2 separate regions of the Homo sapiens genome follow, and region 2 is linked to region 1. A link is a loop called in an ENCODE intact Hi-C map of the cell type or tissue named here. Cell type or tissue: GM12878. All regions are shown on one strand. Links, peaks and the distances in the headings refer to the core of each region. The heading gives the core; the rest is flanking DNA.

Region 1 (10,562 bases), core at 1,628-9,627:
CAATGTACGTGAAAGCAGTGTGAAAAATCTCCTGGGATGAACAAGTTCAGGATGAGCCATTGGTAGTATTGAAAAGCACAGATCCTACAGAACCCTCTGGGACTAAAGGGGGCCAAAGTCAAATACATAGTTCAAAACAGGTTAAGTGAGTCTTGATATCTGAATTATTTTATCCATTGTATAGTGGAAAGAATATGGGTTTTGAGGTCATATTATAGATCGGGATTCATACAAATTAAAAATAAGCCAATTTCTAAGCACAACAAAGCAGGCTTCAGTTAAGAAAGTCCAGTTTGAGTCAATAGTTTGGGTTGGATTTTTTTTTTTCTTTTCTTAAGAATTTACCGGTTCGGTGATCTCTGACATATCATTTAACCTCTCTGAGCCTCAGTTTCCTTATCAGCACAATGATGATACTACTGCCCATTTTTCAGCTTCTTATGTGTGAATTAGAGAGAAAATATATAAAGCACTGAGCATAGTCCTGAAGACACACATGCCCAAAAGACATATTTATTATTGTTTCTAGTTTTTATGTTTTTCAGGTATACAACTAAACCTGATGTTGAACTCAATCCATATGTTAATAATGCTTTTTTTAGGTATGAAGCATTATTCTGCATTTATATGCAAATAAAGACAAAAAGATGTCTACCCATAAAAGCAAAGACAGGTTGGGAATGTAGTTAAAGTAGATGAGAAGAAGGAAATTCTTTGTCAAATTGAAGATTCCATTCCTATTAAAAACACGCATAACTTACGAGCTAAATTTCAGGATGGAAACACTTTTTGAAATGGATTGGCCTACATACTTGTGAAGACTCCGCGGGACCAAGTCCTGTTCTTCTGTCAATACCCATGGTTTCAATAACATAGCACAGAGGACTAGAGAGAGAAGGCAGTTCTTTGGTGACAAGAATTGAGATTTTAGGACAACACTAGGATGTGAGAAAAATTCCTAAGGGTTTGAGTTCAGAGATCCTGGAGACCAGAAGGAAGCTTCGAACAGCTGGAGTGGGGTTTCCACAGGAAAAGATGTGTTTCTAAGGAGGTAAAAGGTGAAGTGCATGTTTGATGAACTGAGAATGAGTGCAGAATGACAGGCAATTAATAGCCTAAGCTGTGGAAGAAGTTCGAGTTAGGACTAATGGACAGAAGAAAGTAAAATCTAAATAACCAGAATATTGGCAATAAAGTACATGCGAGAGAGTCTTCTGCAGAACTGAGCAGATCCTCCAGAACAGTGGTTCTCAACCAGTGGCGATTTTGCCACCTCAAGGAATGTTGCCCTGTCTGGTGATGTTTTTGTTTTGTACACGTGGGTGAGTGCTACTAGCATCTAGTGGATAGAATCCAGGGATGCTGCTGAACATCCTGAAATGTACAAGTCAACACCCTCCCACCACCCCCAACAAATAATTACCTGGCCCAGGTGTCAAAAGCACACAGGTTGAGAACCCTTGCTGTAGAATGGCATATTCCAAACTGCACTCCACTGCATGCAAAGGATAATAACACATTTTCTGTGGGTTAAAAAGAGGGGGGGGCTTGGGGAAGGGAGGTTCTAAGATCCAATAAACTGAGGAAGCTCTGTGTCTAATAAACAGATTTCTTTATTATAGAATGATTCTGAGTACTTAAAAACAAAAAGCATTTCCAAAAACAATTTTCTAAGAAATAACTTTGAAGTTACAAGTGTTCCACAAAACACGGGACAGGAAACACTGATCTAGTATTTCATATTAATTAGTTTTTGATAGAATATTACTAATTACCTACTTGAAAAAGAGTAGACATATTTGACATTAAATTGTTAAAAATAAACAAACAGTTAAACATAAAACCTAGCCATGCATATGAAAAAAATATGAAAGCACACAAAGATTGCATACTGACAGAGAATGCATCATCCGGATAGTCCAGGCAGTGATGAAACCAACGGATGTTCCAGTACATACTTCCCTTCTACCATCTGTAGCACTAAGAATGACAAGAGTCTGATGTCTCATCAATATGCCGGGATGCTAATACAACCTTTTCCTTAGTAGGCACTCTATATTTGAATTTATTGTAGATACTTAAGTGATTCTCCCCACCCCTGTTTGTAAGTGAGTAGTTATAGCAGATGCTCACATCAGATTGCTGTGTTTGTAAAAGGATTCTATTCATTTGCATGTTTTTCTCTGAAATATTGCATTTATTTATTTCAGTGCATCTTCTTAGAAGATGTATTCAATAGGGAGCAAGAATAATATATACTCGTGGTTGAATGCGAGACCATAATTTAAATAGAGGTATTGGACTGACATCAGAGATTTGAGTGAAAGTGGAAGCCCAGAGGAAGGAAGGGGACAATTTATTATTGTTTACATATTACACTGCAGCTTTAGATTCCCTTAGTTACTACTTGAATGTAAAATGTATTACTCAGAAGAGGATCTGGAATGAACTCTATGCAGAAGACGAAGTTGGGTGGGTGTTGTGCTGGAATGAAAGCTGCAGTCGTCTTTGCAGATGCCAGTGTACTGGGAAATAGGCATGTGTATTTAGCATAATAAAGTCCTGCATTCTCATTGCCCAATCACTTAATTTTCTAAAAGAAAACTTATATCCTATCTCTCTTTTGATCCTACTTACTACAATATTAAGGGATTTAACAGCCTTAAGACCTTTTGTCCTTCAATCATTCATTAGTTTGATGTTATACCTAATCCCCATTTCCATTTGCAGAGAAGTCAGTGAATAGAATCAGCTACCATTATTAAACAGGTTTTAAAAAACGTACCACATCACTTGAAAAAAAAAATGATGAGGATTTTTTGGAGTGGTTTAATTTTGTATCTAATGCAACTAAAAACCTTACATATTCTTTTTTTCTATTGCTGTCATAACAGATTACCACCAACAGACGCTTAAGCGAACACACATTGATTATCCTACGGTTCTATAGGTAAAAGATCCGACTGGATTTCCACTGGGCTAAAATCAAGGTGTTAGTTGGGTTTCGTCTCTTTCTGGAGCACATAGCAAAGATTCTTTCTTCGCTTGGATTCCTGCTTCAAGAGGCTGTTTCCATTCCTTGGTTCATGGCCCCTTCCTTCATCTTCAAAGCCAGAAGTGTAGCCTCTCTTTGAGCCTGCTTTAGTTGTCACATTTCCCTCTGACCACAGCCAGGAAAATTTCCCCACTTAGAAGGACATGTGGATGAGTTCAAACTCACTTGGATAATCCAAAATATTCTCCCCACCTCAGGGCTCTTAACCTTAATCACATCTGGAAAGTCCCTTTTGCTATGTAAAGTAACATATTCCCAAGTCCTAGGCATTAGGACATAGACATTGTTGGGAATTCATGATTCTGCCCACCGTGCTTTATTTCCTTCCATTTCCAATGCGATTTGACAGAAATTCCAAATGATTCCCCCCAAAATCAGAAAAACCTATTTCAAAGTGTTTTATAACACATTAGCTGTTACTTCTTTAGCTTTGAAGTGAAATTAACCCAGACGTGAAATCCTCAGCTCTGTTTCCTTCCCACTCATGCTGTAGAAATAAACCTCCCAAAGATGCTGAGTAGGCTCTGTCCCAGGGCCAATGATGGCTGGTGGAGGTTGGTGGGACATCTCCCCTCTCCACTTCCAGCTATAAATCCCCATGTGTCACCCAAAGCCTGCATGGCTCACTTAGAGAAGCTCAACTGAGTGACTTCTGCCTCCCCTCAGGCACTGACTCCTACAAGCAGACAATTACTGGTGTCAGCAAGCATGTGCCTGTGGCTCGCTGCATGATTAGCCGTTAATATTTGGTTTTGAACTCCATCAGAGATAAGCTGTTCTTGCAGCATATCAAACCAGGCAATCTAATGCAAAGGATGCTATGGTCAGAATAAAGAGTTGCTCATTTTCCAAGAGATAAGTAGGTAGATAGATTGATAGATAGATAAATAGATAGATGGATACATAGATATAGGTAGAGATACAGCTATAGATTTAGATACAGATACAGATATAGATATATAGAAATAGAGATTTTTTAATAGACTAGTTTTTAGAATTCACGGATTCTTGTTGAGGGTGAAAAAGAAAAAGGGATACAGATCATGACGTCAGGAGATCGAGACCATCCTGGCCAACATGGTGAAACCCCATCTCTACTAAAAATACAAAAATTAGCTGGGCGTGGAGGTGCACGCCTGTAGTCCCAGCTACTAGGCAGGCAGCTGAGGCAGGATAATTGCTTGAACCCGGGACAAGGAGACTGCAGTGAGCCGAGATTGCGCCACTGCACTCCAGCCTGGCCATAGAGTGAGACTCTGTCTCAAAAAACAAAACAAAACAAAACAAACAAAAAAAAACAACTTTTGAGCTAAGTTCTCAAATATGTTTCTACTTCAATTTTAGGTCTCTTTCTCCTAAATATCAGAAAATGTCTTTGTCCAATATGAGTAGTCACGGAGAAATGAGGCAGTTTATTGGTAGTGAGAGTGTGATGAGGCAACCAACTACAAAAACCCTCTTTGGAGCTAGAATGATAGTGTTAGATTTCTATATCCCTCAAGGACTTTAACATTATAACCACTATGTCTGTCATTAAATACACCTGAGGTTGTGTATTCAGTGATTATAACCCTATTGGCATGCTTTTAAAAAAATTAAGGCTATTTTTTAGTCTGTGCCTGAAAACCACATTTTTAGGTCCCACTGTTGGCTAAGGAAAGAGTTAGGAGTTCATTCTTTGCCCAAGGTGCTGGGCTTATTTTATTAAAACATCCTTGCATGGTGACTTTCCTTATATTCAAAGTTCATTCCAGACGCCCAGCCTGATTTGGCCCCTGAGTCCTCATCTAGTGCCACTCTCTCCCTTGCTCACTCTTGTGCAGTCATGTTGGGCTTTTTCTGTTTCTGGAATGTACCGAATTCTCCAGTCTCCCCACCCTTGCACTTGAGGCTAGGTCTTTTCCCGGCTCCTCCTTCATTCATAAGTGCATTCTCAGCAAAACCGCCAGAGGGCGCCTGACACGTGAGCTCTGATCTGTCTTCAATGGCCTCCCATTTCACTCGAGATACAAGCCAAGGCTCTTATATCTAGCAGGAAGGCTGTCCACCATTTGAACTCAGTTTCTTCTCTGACCTCCTCTTCTGCCTACTTTCTTTTGGTTGCACCCCTGGACTTCGCTGTGTGCCTCAAATATGCTGGATATGCTCCCACCTCAAGACCTCTGCTGCTGCTGTTCCCTGTCCTAATAGTCTTCCTCTTAGTGTACACAAGGCTCCCTCCCTCTCTTCCTGCATCCTACTGCAGTTTCAGGTTCTAGACCAAGCATGTAGTAGGTGCTCAAGTAAATATCTATTGAATGAATGAACGAAAGCAGGCATTACTGTTCATGGAGCCCTTTCTGACAACCCTTTATTTAGCAAAATGGGATTTGCACTCTGCTAAGGAACGTGAATCTAATGTAAAAGATGGTGTCCCAGAAGGCTGTGAACTTTAGTGTTCAGACACACTGAGGTATAAATATATGAGTTCCACAGCCCTTCTGACTTTCTGTGCAGCTGACAGTACCTGTTTGATGAGAATTAAGTTTCCTGGGTACTCTGTAATTTAACCAGGACAATTGTTGCAGTGAGACCAGAGATTGTTTCTTTTGCTTTTGCCCATTCTTGTCTTATATATCTCATTGCATCTTATATCAGTACAATATTGGTAAATACTAGCACAAATAGCAAACTTTCTATGTAGTACACCCGTTAGGCCTCAGTGTGACTTGCCTTCCTCTCCAACAGCAGCCTTGTAAATGGTTTTGGAAAAGACAATCTGTGGATAAATTACTAGTTTTTTTTTTTTTTCCCATGTACTTACTGTGTGACTTTGGGCAAGTTTCTTAATGTCTCTGAATCTCTTCATGTATAAAACAGGGTTTTAAAAAATTCTACTTCATGAAGTCCTCATGTATTCATTTAATAAATATTTCATTGAGCACTTACTATGGTTGAGGCATTATTTAGGTGCTAGGGAAAGAGGGATGTACAGGACAAATAAGATGCCCAACTTTCATTCTATTGGGTGGAGGGAAGGAGGGAAGACAGTAGAGTAGGAAGGAGATGACGAATTCAGTAAGGTATTTTTCATGAGTGATGAGTGTTATCAAAGAAATAGGCCCAGGGAAATGAAATAGAAAGGGAAGAGATAGGAACACCACTTCAGGTTGAGTTATCAGAGAAGACTTCATTTCTTTGTGGCTGAGATCTAAATGCTGAGAAGAAACCAAACACACAAAGATCCTAGGGTATAATGTTCCAGGCAAGGGTAAAAGTAAAGTTCAAAGACCCTGAGACGGACAGTAGCTTGATGGTTTGGGGAACAGAAGGAAGACTGTCGAGCCCGCAGTCGTAGTGAGAGTGGTATTAAGGGAGCTCAGAGACATAAGCACAGGCTGGATTACGGCAGGTAAGCTCTGCAAAAAGTTTCTGGCAGAAATCATCTTACCACTCTTCCTGGCACCTCATAATTATCTAATAAATTTAAATGTCCTTTCTTTTCCAAATTTCAATTTTCTAATTAGAAGAAGGATTATATTTATTCTCCATTAAAATAAAGGGTATGAGCAAAGTTATGTTCAAATAGTTTGGTATGCTTGTGCTAATTTACATTTGTCACCAATCATGATTTTAATTAAATACATGGGAAATGGATTCTTATTAAAATTCAATAAATTTTTTTTTTACCCCAAATGTGGTCAAGTGTTTTCCCCTGGATTTATGTAAGCATAACTCCTATGATATGGTGTAAAATGAATCACACTTTTTTTTTAAAGATGCTTTTGTTTGAGTATCTTCAAGAAAAATCTGTTGTGAGAAAGATCCTAAACATATGTATGTATAGATGCATATCTTTGAAAGCCTATGTGAATACCAAGGGAATCTGAACTTTTTCTTTGGAGATGTTTACATAATAAATCTATTTTCATCAATCTGGCATATTTTTCTCCTAGCACTGACTTACTGAATGCCGCTGACCACGTGCTGCCTCTCATGCTAAATGCTTACTTAATTCATCACCAAATTCTGTAGACTGTACAGGCTAAACACCTCTAATGCATTTACTTATTTTCATCCTCACTGTCCATCACACTCCCTCCCTCCCTGTTTCTGCAACAGCTTCCCAATTGGATCTTTTTAAATGCAAATTGGATCCTGTGTTCTTTACTTTAAAATATTTGTATGGCTCGCCAGTGCCCTGAGTGGTTTAGGGGTTCTTAGCTTTTATCCCTTATTTACTTTTCTAAGTGCATCTGTTACCACTTCCTACAGGTCAGGGTCACGCTTAAGCTCCTCCCATCCTCAAAGAAGCCTTACTCTCTCGCTTTGCCTTGTCCCTTTTGCCTGAAATCCCCTTCCTCTACTCTACTTTAGCCCCTCCACCATTACCAGACTAATCTCTACTCATCCATTAAGGCCCGCTTCAGCCCTCTCCCAAGGGCTGCACTCCACAAACCCCGCCCCCACATGTCTAGTTATTAGCACTTCGCTGTGCTTACACACCTTCTAGAGGTATCAGAATTATCACACCCCATTGTTAGGACTGGCTGCCTAGCCATCCCACTAGATTGTCAGATGGTAGGGGCAGGCATCATGACTATGGGGTTCCTCTTAAATCCCAGTGCTGGGCACGCTGCACGGCATAGAGCAAGTACTCAAGAAATGTTTCTTGAATTTAAAAGGTGCCTTTAAATCAAATGCCTCTGAAAAGGGAGTTGATAATGCTCCTCATTACCTGAAGTTTAGCTTCATGATCTATGGTCAAAAACATCCAGTTTGGTCCTACCTGTGGAAGCATATTGACTGCCCTTAACTCAAGCCCTTAACTCTCTAATTTCACTGATTTCTATAATAGAAAGAAGTATTATTATTACATTGTTTATCATGGAGCTAAAGTTTAGTTTTTGCATGTGAATAGGCGAGGCCCCTTCTCACCCCTTTCCTTACCTTCCTTTTTATTTATTTACTTATTTATTATTTTTAGAGACAGGGTCTTACTCTGTGGCCAGGCTAGAGTGCAGTGGCATGATCATTGCTCACTGTAGACTTGGCCTCCCAATCTCAAGCGATCTTCCTGCCTCAGCCTGCCAAGTAGCTGGGACTACAGGCATGCACCACCACACCTAGCTAACTTTTTTATTTTTTGTAGTGATGGGGTCTCATTATGTTAACCAGGCTGATATTGAACTCCTGGCCTCAAAGGATCCTCTTGCTTTGGCCTCCCAAAATGCTGAGATTGTAGACATGAGCCACTATGCTGGGCCCCCTTTTCTTATTCTTAGCAGGAGCATTCCAAACTCTGGAAATCTATGCCCAAACCGTTGCTTTCATTCCACGAGCTTGCTAATGGCCACAGATGCCTGCAACATTCCTCAACTCCCCTAGCTTTCAGTTTTATCCTGTAAAATTGATTGCTTTGAATTTCTATTGTTAGTAATTAATTGAAAGAATAAGTCTTCATGATAGGTCAATAAATATGTTTTATGGATGAAATCCCAGCAGTGCAAATGCAAAACTTGTGTGTTTTAAATTTTAAATGGTTACCAAAATGAAGCCTCCAACTCTACTCAAACTACAGCTTGCAAAATCAGTAATGAATCCATTAATTTCTTTTTTTTTTTTTTTTTTTTTTTGAGATGGAGTCTTGCTCTGTTGCCCAGGCTGGAGTGCAGTGGCGTGATCTTGGCTCACTGCAAGCTCCATCTCCCGGGTTCATGCCATTCTCCTGCCTCAGCCTCCCGAGTTGCTGGGACTACAGGTGCCCGCCACCACGCCCGGCTAATTTTGTTTTGTAATTTTAGTAGAGACGGGGTTTCACCGTGTTAGCCAGGATGGTCTCGATCCCCTGACCTCGTGATCCTCCCGCCTCAGCCTCCCAGGGTGCTGGGATTACAGGCGTGAGCCACCGTGCCCGGCCATCCGTTAATTTCTTGACATTGTTTTTCACATGCCTTGTGTCAGCTCCCCTAGGCATCTACTGAGTCCCACCTAAAACAAAGACTACTCCATACATCTGCAATTTTTCAGCTGAGGTAGAGAAATGGAGAAGCTTACTACTGTTGTAACGTAGATATATTTGTTCATGTTCACCTTGATCTACTTTTCGACATCACTGGCCAAGGTTTAAATTTAGATTCATCTAACATTTTGTGTGCACACATTGTGCTAAGAACACTGCTAGATACTTTACATGTATTTTATCTGTAAATATTCAAACTCCAGGAAAAAGTTATTTATTTACTACAGCACCATTATGCAGATGAAGATATTGAGGCCCAGAAAGGTTTAAATGTTTATTTAATGCCACACAGCTGTTAAGAATTCAAATCTAAGTTATTGTAACTCCAGTACAAACTCTTTCCTTTATATTGTGCTACCAAATAAATCCCAGGGACCCTTTGCCCTTTTGGGATAAATATTACCATTATTTTTCTGGTCTTTGTGTCTCATTGGGAACTTGCTGTGAGATCCTGAGAGTGTCGCTTAGCTTATGCAGGTGTGACTTACAGCCTGTGTCAACAATCTGGCCCCAAGTAACATGCCAGGTAACAGTTTCAAGCCTGGGTTACTTGAAAAGAAGGCTGAGTAGGTTGGTGGGAACTGGGACCAGTCTTATGATGGAGGAATATGCTGTTGCTATTCTTGAAATTCTTTTCCTCCACCCCACTTCATCCCCTACCCCTTGTTGTTGGCAAGATTTATCTTCAGGTATCCAGGGAAGATGAACTCAAGCTACCTCTCCTCCTTCCCTTCATTTTGTCTAGGTCCTCAGTCCTGCCTACACACAAGTATTAGATAAGTCTCCCTAATTTTAAATGGAATGGCTGGCCAGGCATGATGGCTCACGCCTGTAATCCCAGCACTTTGGGCGTCTGAGGTGAGAGGATCCCTTGAGGCCAGGAATTCGAGACTGGCCTGAGCAACATTGGGAGACCTCGTCTCTACTAAAAAATAAAAAATAAAAAAAATTAACGGCATGGTGGTGCGTGCCTATGGTCCCAACTACTCAGGAGGCAGGAGGATTACTTGAGCCCCAGAGGTCTAGGCTGCAGTGAGCTATGATTGCACCACTGCACTCCAGCCTGGGTGACAGTGAAACCCTGTCAAAATAAATAAATAAATGAATGAATGAATGAATGAATGAATGAAATAGAAAGAGTGGCTGAGGGAGTATGTGTTTCATTCTGTGTTTTATCTACAGCTCGAGAAGCCTGGAACTCTGTGGTCCTGCACCTCCCCCTACACCCCCCAACAAAAATTAGCCTCCAATCAGCTCCTGGAGACAATGTTGGTGGGAACCACAAGGGTTCCTGGGCATGCCCAATCTCTGGCACTGAAGAGGAGATTCAATCAAAATAAATGTATGCTGTCGAGGCCAGGCTGGCCATATGTTCCTGCCAGGCAGTTGTCAGGAGGAGATATTTGTTACATTCAAATGTGGACACAAGCTCCTACGAAGGCAAACACTTGTCATTTAAAGGGACATCTGAATATGGCAGCATGTTTCCAGTGATAACCCAATTTC
Region 2 (10,562 bases), core at 1,150-9,149, 250 kb after region 1:
TTCTTGTTCAATATCACCTATCTACTCCTTCCTCTGCTGAAAGTGACAAGGTGAGAAATCTTCCCGGTCGGCTGCTTCTTTGGGAGTTTCTAAAGTCAACTTCTCTTGTCTAAAACAGTAGAAAGTAGCTCAGTGACAGAACCTAACTTTTCTTCCTTTGTGTGTTTTGCTGAAGCAAGCGTCTCTCTTTGGATCTGTCTGAGCAGTAGATCACAAAAAAGAGTCCCTAAGCAGGACAAAACTTCTCTCTGAGTTCACTTTTGCCCTGACATACTAGAAGCCCTAATTTTAATCATCAAGATCCTCAAGCTGCAAAACGGTTTGCAATTTGCCTTTTTAAATGGTCATTCATTAATTATTCTAGAAATAGCTATGAGAACCTACCATGTGTCAGGCACTGAGGATCCGGCAAAGGAGAAAAACAAAACCTCTGTCCTTATGGAGATTCTAGGCTGGAAGCAGACAGAACATAAACAAATGTCCCTTACACCATGACAAATGCAGTAAGTGCCACAGACGGCTGAAGAAGCCAGACCCATAAGAAATGGACATTTAAGCTGAGCCCTTAAGGATGAGTAGGGGTTAATCAGGCTTAAAGAGTGCTCTAGATCACAAAAACAATGAGCCACTAGGGGCAGAAACACTAAGGTGCCAGAAAGAGAAAGCAAGAGAAAGCAAACTAGAAAGGTAGGCAAGGGCAAGATGGATCAAGGCTTTGGACCATGTTAAAGCTTTTGGACTCTACCTCGAGAACAATTAAAAGTCACTGAAGCTTTTTAAGCAGGAGAGCAAAATAATAAGATACACTCTGCTTTTTGCTTTTAATAATGATAGCTGCCCTATGATAAATGGATTGGGGGGCAGTTAGAGTGGAAAGTATGCAAGACTAAAGGTCCAGTTTGGAAAATAAAATAATAGTTAAGATAAAAAGTGGCATGCCTTTGATTAGGGAGTGGTGCTGAATATTCAAAGATGTGAGGTATAGTTTGAAGGTAGGATCAGTAGAAATTAATGATTGCTGGGATTTGAAGATGAAGGTTAGGATTCTTCAAGTTTTTGACTTAGATGTCTGGGTGAATAGCAATGTCATGTGCTGAAGAAGGAACAGGTTTTTGTGGCAGAAAACAAAAGTTCAGTTTTGGACATGTTACATTTATGAGGCAAGAGAATTGAGTGCAGTTATTGGCCAGACTTATTTTGATTCTAAAATAATATGTATAACACAGAAAATCATCCATTTACAGATAATAGCATATGTAGTATATCCAAAGCCCTCAGCAATTGATTTTTCTCTTTAAAAAATGTCTCTCCAGGCCAGATGCAGTGGTTCATACCTATAATCCCAGTAATCTGGGAGGTTGAGATGGAAGAATCTCTTGAGCCCAGGATGTGGAGGCTGCAGTAAGCTATGATCACACCCCTGCGCTCCATCCTGGGTGATAGCGTGAGATTCCATCTTAAAAAAAAAGAAAAAAAATTCTCTCCAGAAATTTGTTAAATTTATTTCACACAATCATATAGGCCTGTGAATACTAACTTTTCTTTGTCAAATACTTTTTGCTTGGCACTAAGCTTTACCTACAGGATCCCATTTAATCCCTTAAGCTCTTTGTTAGGTATATGTTACTATCCATATTTAAAATACAGGGAAACCAGGGCTGGGGGAATTAAGTTATTTACATGTCACCCATTAGTAAGTGACAGAGCTGAAATTTGAACCTGGGTTGACCTGACTTTAAATCCCATATTCTTAATGACCATATGATAATGCCTGGGGAACTAGGAAGGGCGGGGGCTGGAAAAAACTCTGTCTAGCCTGATGGCAAACAACAAATTAATTTGCTTAGGCCATGAAATGAAGTCAATGCATTACAAGTGGCATAAGGCGAGAAATGATCTATGGGATGAACTCCAGCCTGTTACTGGACATAGACTTAGTCATTGTCAAACTCATAAGCCAGGCCAGATGCAAGAGACCCTTCTCTGAAGCTCTGAGGAATTGGTGGCAACCCGGATGGTAAATCTGAGGCCTCACCACTCCATGGTGGTGGCAGCATAGCATATGATTTACGGGGAGAGGTTTTATGCCCTGCATATTATAAAATATGAGTGCAGATTGACAAGGGAGAATTAAGAAGCACAGCTACTTGTTTAGCTCTGCAACTCGTAGGATCTTTTTCATTCTAAACAGAGCTCTGCCAGATTGCTGGGAGAAAGCGCAACAGCCATGGGTGCCATGGCTGACCCTTGGGGCATCCCTTGAATATCATCCTTGTTCCTGTTAGCAGGAAGCATGACAAGTGCTCAGAAAAAGAATTGAGCATGTTGGGCTTGCTGAGTGGTATCTAAGGAATCTAATTTTGGTGTCAGAATTTTTAAAAACACACTTTTTGTCTTCAAGAAGAAGCAATCTTAGACTAATCTGGATGCCTTATTGGTAGTGCGTATTTGGAAATCGAGATTCAAGACCTTCAGTAAATGAGGCTTTCACAGAGAAGAAACAAGATTGTTGAAACATCTTCACCATGCTGAGTGCAAAGACTATTCCAAACTTGTTCTCAGATTGATTTTTCTACCTAAGGATTAATTTTCTGACAGAATCACTGACAAGCCTGATCTTTAGAATATTAAACCTAGGCAACCTGTTTGCTTTTTTGTTTGTTTTTTAATGTTTTCAAGTGAGGTTTAAAGGTAGGATTCATTCTGGGTGAACCAAATGCATCGAAGCACTTTCAAATCAATAGGCAGCTTGATTTCTCTGTATTGCAAAACATTATGCCCCCTCTAAATTCTCATCACAGGCAACATGGAAATTAATGAGACCTTTAGATTAGCCTTTCAAGCTCAGCCTTATTTTATAGCTTTACCTTGCCTTTTTGACACCACGATCTCGCCTGGCCACCAGCAGCATTTCATGTTGCAGTGCACTTTAATTTTGCAGTTTTCTTAGTCTTCCTTGGAAACTGGCAGCTTATTAATCTCAATAACTGAGCTGCTCAATAGGCAAGCTCACCAATGAGAGACCAGGCTGTGTCTTTTTTTTTTCTTGGCAGATGGAAACAAGGGGGTTGGTTGTTGGATGGAGGCAAGGGAGGTGGCAGAGAAAAAGCTGGTTAGGAGGGGCACCTCATCCCCCACATCACTTTCTGATAATTGGCAGGAAAATAAAGCAAGCCTAGTCTAATCCACTGCTCTGTAATTTATGGCTTGTGGTGTTAAACACACTCGAACCCATTAATAAGAAAATAAATAAAGTGTTGTGGCACGTGTGCAAATTACAAGGTGCATTAAGAAAGAAACAAGCATTACATCTTATTCAAGACCACTCCAGCCTATTCTTGGCATGGTCTGCAAACTTGGAAGCATCCTGGAAAGTGGAGGTACCTAAGGAGAAGCTGTCCTTTTTAAATTTGCCTGCCTCTACAAAATTAAAAACTTATTGAGGAATTGAACTTCTTATTGCAGGGTACCACAGCTAAGTCTCTAGGTAGAAAGAACTTAAAAAAAAGAAAAATAAAAATCCATCCCTCAGCAGCCTTTACCGTGGGGACCCAATTACAAATTGAGACCACCCTGTGGTCATGCATTGTAAGAGCAAGACTTTGCCCTGAGTCTGTGTAAATGTCGAAGACTCTGGGGTTAAGTTCACAGTTGAAAAAAGCCAAATATTTCCATCTCTGTCTGTGCTCTTTCACCCATTCAACTAATATCAACTGTCATTCCCTTGAGGCACTTCCTGAAGTCTTCCCAGAGGATATTTTATCTGGCTCAGACAGGGAGAAACTTGATGAAGCGCAAGTCCTTTCTAATTCTGGCTCCCTGATGATCCTTTTCTTTTCGCAGAAGCCAGATAAGGCATCCGCAGTCCTACCAGGCAGGGGAAGTAGGTCCTGCAACTTTTCTGAAGGCACCTTTGATTTATTAGTCTTGGCCTTATTTGCTTTTGTGAGTTGGAATCTTATGTCCCCAGACTTGCAAACCGTCACGAGATACTCAGCCATTCTGCTCAGCTGCAGCTGCATCCTTTAGATTTTATGGGAATGTTTAAAAAAACTTTTCCTACATTAGGTTTTTTTCTTTCAAAACCCACCAGACAATTTGGGGCCATTCTGTGAGTATTCTTTGCAAATACTCCTTTGAGAGGTCATGGCAAAGCGCTGCACAAAGGATCACCCTCAAAATCGTGTATTTTTCAAATCCCTTATTGAATCATTTCTTGCTCAAAATAACTGTTTAGGAGTGAGGAAATACCTCCAATTGCTGTCATTTGTACTTAAGCTGTGTATGCCTTATAGTTCAAAAGAGACTGAATACCAATTCTTTTCTATGTGTTAAATGGTACTGAAATCAGATTTCAATTTGCTAGAGCTTCAATTGCGAACCAGCATTCATGAGTCCATTTCTCAACAATTAATACTCCTGTAAAGGTATTGCACACCAATAATACGACCTTTAAATTTTTATTTTATTTTTTAATTATTTGAACAAAGGGTTAAAATCCCGCCCTAAAGGGAAGGTGGGAAATGTTGCTTTACTTAACACTGGTATGTTCTTAGATAAGAATTTTCGATGATCTTAGTGACTTTCTTATTTCTTATCAACGCAGATCCTCTCCACTATACTTGGGGACATGTAATGAGAAGGCACAGGGAGCTATTAGGCCCACTGAAGCATTTGGTGGGACTCTAAGGAGCTCTACTCTCCCCCATCCCCACTCTCACCAATTCAGGAAAATGAAGGAATAAATTTACAAGCCCCCTGTGCAAGGGGCGGTGCTATGCACATGTGCATTTTCTGGATGTTCTTGTACTCAGTCATCTTTTCCAGCTTCTAACTCTCAGAATCCATACAAGGAGACATTGTAGTTCTATTGACAATCTTTTCACTTCTTGGAAACCACGGACCACTCCTTTTGGTCTTTGTTTTTAGACATAATCATCTCTGAAATGCCGACTTTGTGCCCAGTAGGATACTAGGCACTTTACATCATGTTATCTGAATTAAAGCCCTTAGGGGAGAGATGTTGATAGGGTTTGGCTGTGTTGACACCCAAATCTCATCTTGAATTGTAGCTCCAACAATTCCCACGTGTTGTGGTAGGGACCTGCTGGTGGGAGTTAATTTAATCATGGGGGCGGGTCTTTCCCATGCTCTTCTCGTGGTAGTGAATAAGTCTCATGAGATCTGATGGTTTTATAAGGGGGAGTTTCCCTACACAAGCACTCTCTTTGCCTGCTGTCATCCATGTGAGACGTGACTTGCTCCTCCTTGCCTTCTGCCATGACTGTGAGGCCTCCTCAGCCATGTGGAACTGTAAGTCCATTAAACCTCTTTCTCTTTATAAATTACCCAGTCTCGGGTATGTCTTTATTAGCAGCGTAAGAACAGACCAATACAGATGTTCTTGTCCCCTTTCAACATATCAGGAAAATGAAACTTGAGAAAGTGGAGGATTTGGGACAGAGAGAAGATCCTGACAGAACAGGATTCAAGTAATACTTAAACTCAGGCTTTGGGAGTCTCTCAGCCTTGCACTTCTTTACTTTCTACCATCGCTGTTATGTAGGCCTCCTCTTGTGGGATTTTTATGGTAACTATATGCTATATTCTCAAAGCTTAGAAACCTAACAGAAAGTAAAGCACTTCTTGACATTTCAACAACACTCCCTTGATTGAGTCTCATGGAATCCAACTAGAGTCACATGCCCACAACTGACCCAAGCCTCAAGCCTGGAGTCTTGGCGAGCAGACCACATTAATTGGCCAGGCCTGGATCACGTGCCCATGTGGGGGCCTCATAGTGGAGAGGAAGGAGTGTGGCCCATAACCAAACATCGTGCTATTAGGAGACCCTGAAATGGAGGGCTGGCAGGCAAAAGCCACAGACCAACTCAGGCCACATTCAATGTTAATTTGGTCACAGCCCAGCTCATATTGCCTGATTGTAATGATTTTCTCCTCCAGGCAGACACAGTCCCGGCCAGGGTGGGGAAATTGCAGGACATTGAGTTATCTCACTTGCCAGAGCACAGAAGGGGGTTTACAGCTGATTCCAATAAGAAGTCGAAAAAATTAAGTTTCACTGACTAACTTCTGCCCCCTTCTGACTCATCACCCTCTCTGGTTGACTTCTCAAACGTCCCACGACTTTACTTTTGAGTTCACTGTGGCCACTTAATGCATTTTAACTTTTATTAGTCTCCTGACATCTCTTTTAAGCTATCATCTTCTTTCCTGCAAAAGTGCTTGGATTCCACATTTTCTAATTAAAACATGCTCATTTATTGTCTTACTAACCAGTGCTCTTTATGAGGGCTCATGATGAGAAAGTTAACTCAAAACATCTCGATGCATTTCCTCTCTCTTGGAAATGGCTGGAGAAGCAGTTTTGCCTTATCAAGTTGAATGACTTCGAAGAACTTTTGGTTTTGCTTTTTAATAAAACCATGAATGGGAAACATTTAACTCCATGCTTCAAGCTCCTAATATTCTCAGCAATGCAGTATATTCTGTTTGTTGTGGTGTGTGTAGGTGAGACAGATTGCAGGGGTCAGATAGCTCCATAATGAGTATAGGTAATATCAGAATAGTTCTGTGTTTAATTAGATAAAAATTTTTGTCCTAACATGCAACACGTCCTAATGTTCATAATGGTGCCCATTGCTGTTTATACTCCAGTGAATTAATCTGATATTATTAGAGGTTGTAAGCTTCAGTGCAGCAGGGGGTAAGGGTGGCACACATGCATTTAAACCCACCGAGAATTTCAATATAATCGTGTGTGTGGTGGCACTGGGGTGGGCTGGGAACAAGGTAGAAGGCGCATATTCAGTATATGTCTGCGTATACTTTGTTTTTTCAGTTTCACTACTATTTGCTTTGTCTTTGGAAACATAAAAGCAGTGTTACAATGGGGACATCCTCATGTCCTGTCGATAATGTGCATCTTCAAATTCATAATACCATTCAGTTTGGGGAAAAGAGCGAAGTATAGCATTCTTCACAGAGCTTACCCCAAATAGCTAATTCAGGCAGAAAGGGAGAGACAGAGATAGAGATAGAGATGATAGAGATAGAGACAGAGATAGAGATAAAGAGAGAGAGATGGAGATAGAGATAAAGGGAGGCAGAGAGAGAGAGAGAAAGAAAGGGGAAAAAGGGACCTGGTGATGCAGATATGGAAAAAAATAGATGCCCTCTTCAGGGAGGTCGGCCCTTGATTCTGACCACTACATTAGAAAATATTAGAAGGAGTCAAGGTCAACATGAATTGGGTTGGCCAAAACAACTGAGCCCAGCTGGACGCGGTGCCTCACACCTGTAATCCCAGAACTTTGGGAGGCCGAGGCAGGTGGATCACTTGAGGTCAGGAGTTCAAGACCAGCCTGACGAACATGGTGAAACTTCGTGTCTATTAAAAATACTAAAATTAGCCAGGCGTGGTGGTGCACGCCTATAATCCCAGCTACTTGGGAGGCTGAGGCAGGAGAATTGCTTGAACCTGGGAGGCGAAGGTTGCAGTGAGCCAAGATCGCGCCACTGCACTCCAGCCTGGGTGACAGAGTGAGACTCCATCTAAAACAAACAAACAAACAAAACAAAACAAAACAAAACAAAAACAAAAAAAACCCTGAGCCCTGATCATTTAAGTGAAGGGGTCATCATTTGGCTGCACAGAGGCAGAGTTTTCAAACTGGAAACCAAGTTAAGATCACCTAGTATAGTCCAATGTCTATTTTTACAGACAAGGAGAGTGAAGCTCAGAAAGTTCCACAACACGCCAGCGCCTTCCACTATAAATGCCGGAGTGGGGCTGGAAGGCAGGCCTCTGGCCAGAGCTTTCCCCAGCACCCCTCACTATTTCCTGCATGATTAGGGAATGTTGGTGCCTACTTATCCCACACAGAATATTTATCTCCATTTCCTTCTGCAAAGGAAAGGTCATGAATTTAAGGCAAAGAATTAGAGCACATATTGCAACAGCTTTTGTCTTTTCAGTTATTTTATTGTAGAATGTACACATTCTCTTGGTAAAATATTCAACACATAGACAGAAAATGGAAAGGAATATTCCCTGCTTTTCAATTTCCATTTTCAAGGAAATTTCATTTGAAGGTTGATTATTTTAGGCTTTCAAAAATGCTTGTGGATGTCTGAGCATGTATATTTTAAGTTTAATATAAATGGAATCATATACATATCATTTGGCAACTTCCTTTTTATCACTTAATCAGATATTGTGGAAGCATTTTCAGGTAATTTTATGTAGACTTACCTCATTCTTGTTTAAAGTCCGTGTAATATTCCATAATGCTCTAATTTATTTAACCAGTCTCTTCTTGATGGACATTTAGATCGCTTTCAGAATTTTGCTATTAAAAACAAATCTGTAATGAAACATCTTGTGTATATATCTTTCTTTGCATACTTATATAATTATATTCAAAAGTTAAATTCCTGGAAGTGAAATTACTAGATCAAAGGGTATGTATAATGTGCATTTTGAATTTTGATCGATTGTGCCAAATTGTATCTGTCTCCATTCAAATGTTACGATCTCTCTTTACTTCTCCTTATTTGATGGCCTGAGTTTCTTTTGTGGCTTTAAAATAAGAGCCCAGAAGTTTATGGTGTTAGATTTCAGACATAGAATTAAGAGGATTTTTTTTCAAGTAATAATGTAATAAATAATACATAAATACCCTAGAAATGCCAATACCTCTTCTTAATGCCAGATATAGTATGAGAAACAGACATAGCTGCAGGGGAAAATCTGACTCTCTCACTCCCCTTGGTTCTAGCTGTAGGGCCCTTTCTCTTCATTCCCAGACTGTGCTACAGCATGGCCTACGTGATTCAAAACTCCTAACCTTTGTTGCCTTTCCTTTCTCATTATTATTTGGCAATGTTTGAGTTTGCCTCTTCTCCTCATCCACCTTGCCTCTATCTACCTAATGGGGATATTATAAGAATGTCTAAAAAGACCTAGTCAAGTTTCTGAATCCCAAGAGAAATGCCTAGTAAGGCGGTATGATTGTTTAACTATTACAGAAAAGCATTATGATCAAGGGCTTGAAAATCTGGCGAGGAAGACAGCCTTTTTTGTGAAATAAGTATGTGAGGGCTCTGTCAGTAAGAGGCCCTCAGGCCAAACTTATATAGTTACTTTATCTGAAACTCTGATTTTATGCTAACTAAGGATTTTTGTATTTCCCACCTCCTGTTGGTAATCCCATTACCAGCTGTGTTCATAGGACTTCAGCTTAATTCAGCCAACATTTGTAGGGGCCCAACACGCAGCTGAGCACCATGGCACAGAGAGTGAAAGATCGAAAAGACATGGCCCCTGACCTCTGGGAATCACAGTCTAGTGGGAGAAAGGTCACAGAGCAGATTATTTATATTGATATAGGATGTTGTAAGCTGGACATGAGCTCAGGGGACTCTACGGAAGCATGGAGCGTGGAGTGCATCCAACCTACCTGGTCAGGGAAGCCTGGCTGGCAGATACGGGGTCTGAGTTCCATCTGGGTGGAACAGTGAGAGCTGCCCCAGCAAAAGGGCATTCCAGGCAAAGGTGAGAGAATAGGAAAAGGCCGGAAGAGCAAGGCTGTGCCAGCATTCTGGACCAACCAGAGTGAGACTCAGGAGGCAGGGTAGAGAGGTCTCATGGCCCAAGTCAAGGTCACCTTCTGGGTGCAGTCAAGCACTCTAAGGTCTATTCAGTGTGGGATGGGGAGCCCAAAAGGGATGTACACAAAGGCATGTTACGGTTAGATTTGCCATGAAGAGGTGGAAAGGGAGGATACACCAGAAAGGGAGGAAACTAAAAGTACATTGAAGTTAACCAGTGCCTCTGATGGAAGAAGGAAGGGAGAAAGGGAGGGAGGGAGGGAGGGAGGAAGGAAGGAAGGAGAAGGAAGGAAGGGAGGAAAGGAGGGAGGGAGGGAGGAAGGAAGGAAGGAAGGGAAGGAAGGAAGGGAGGAAAGGAGGGAGGAAGGAAGGAAGGAAGGAAGGAAGGGAAGGAAGGAAGGGAGGAAAGGAGGGAGGGAGGGAGGAAGGAAGGAAGGAAGGGAGAAAGGGAGGGAGGGAGGGAGGGAGGGAGGAAGGAAGGAAGGAAGGGAAGGAAGGAAGGGAGGAAAGGAGGGAGGAAGGAAGGAAGGAAGGAAGGAAGGGAAGGAAGGAAGGGAGGAAAGGAGGGAGGAAGGAAGGAAGGAAGGAAGGAAGGGAAGGAAGGAAGGGAGGAAAGGAGGGAGAAGGAAAGAAGGAAGGAGGGAGGAAGGAAGGAAGGAAAAAGGGAGGGAGGGGTGGAGGAAGGAGGGAAGAAAGAAGGAAGGAAAGGGGAACTAGAAGGAAAGAGATACATACTTAAAGTAGGCAGTCTATGGGATTCATTGATAATTATCTGCATAACAGTAATAGCCAACATTTATTGAGGATCCACTCAATGTCAGGTGTGTGCTGAGCCACTCATTTAATAGACACAATATTCCTAAGAAATACTTTCCATCATTTTCACTATTTTCATATGAGGAAACGAAGATGTAATAATAACAAGTCAT

What was found. A loop is a pair of places that touch in the nucleus more often than their neighbours do. Peaks named below come from ENCODE experiments on the same cell type or tissue, not always from the same donor. Only the 100,000 strongest peaks of a DNase experiment are listed, where the experiment ranks them.
Region 2: a loop joins it to region 1, with 2.6 times the contacts of the local background. A loop is called at or near these places in 2 of 110 quality-filtered maps.

The regions. Positions count from the first base shown.
Region 1 is chr5:167,718,458-167,729,019 of GRCh38, forward strand. The region is part of intron 4 of TENM2 (teneurin transmembrane protein 2); the gene reads left to right. Among named protein-coding and RNA genes, the nearest start is that of TENM2-AS4, 64 kb to the left of the region's middle. In GM12878, for the core only: a CTCF peak has its summit at 4,993 (motif pointing right); a DNase peak (open chromatin) is centred at 5,074.
Region 2 is chr5:167,964,123-167,974,684 of GRCh38, forward strand. All of the region lies in intron 6 of TENM2 (teneurin transmembrane protein 2), which reads left to right. Among named protein-coding and RNA genes, the nearest start is that of TENM2-AS3, 16 kb to the left of the region's middle. In GM12878, for the core only: a CTCF peak has its summit at 6,108 (motif pointing left); a DNase peak (open chromatin) is centred at 6,085.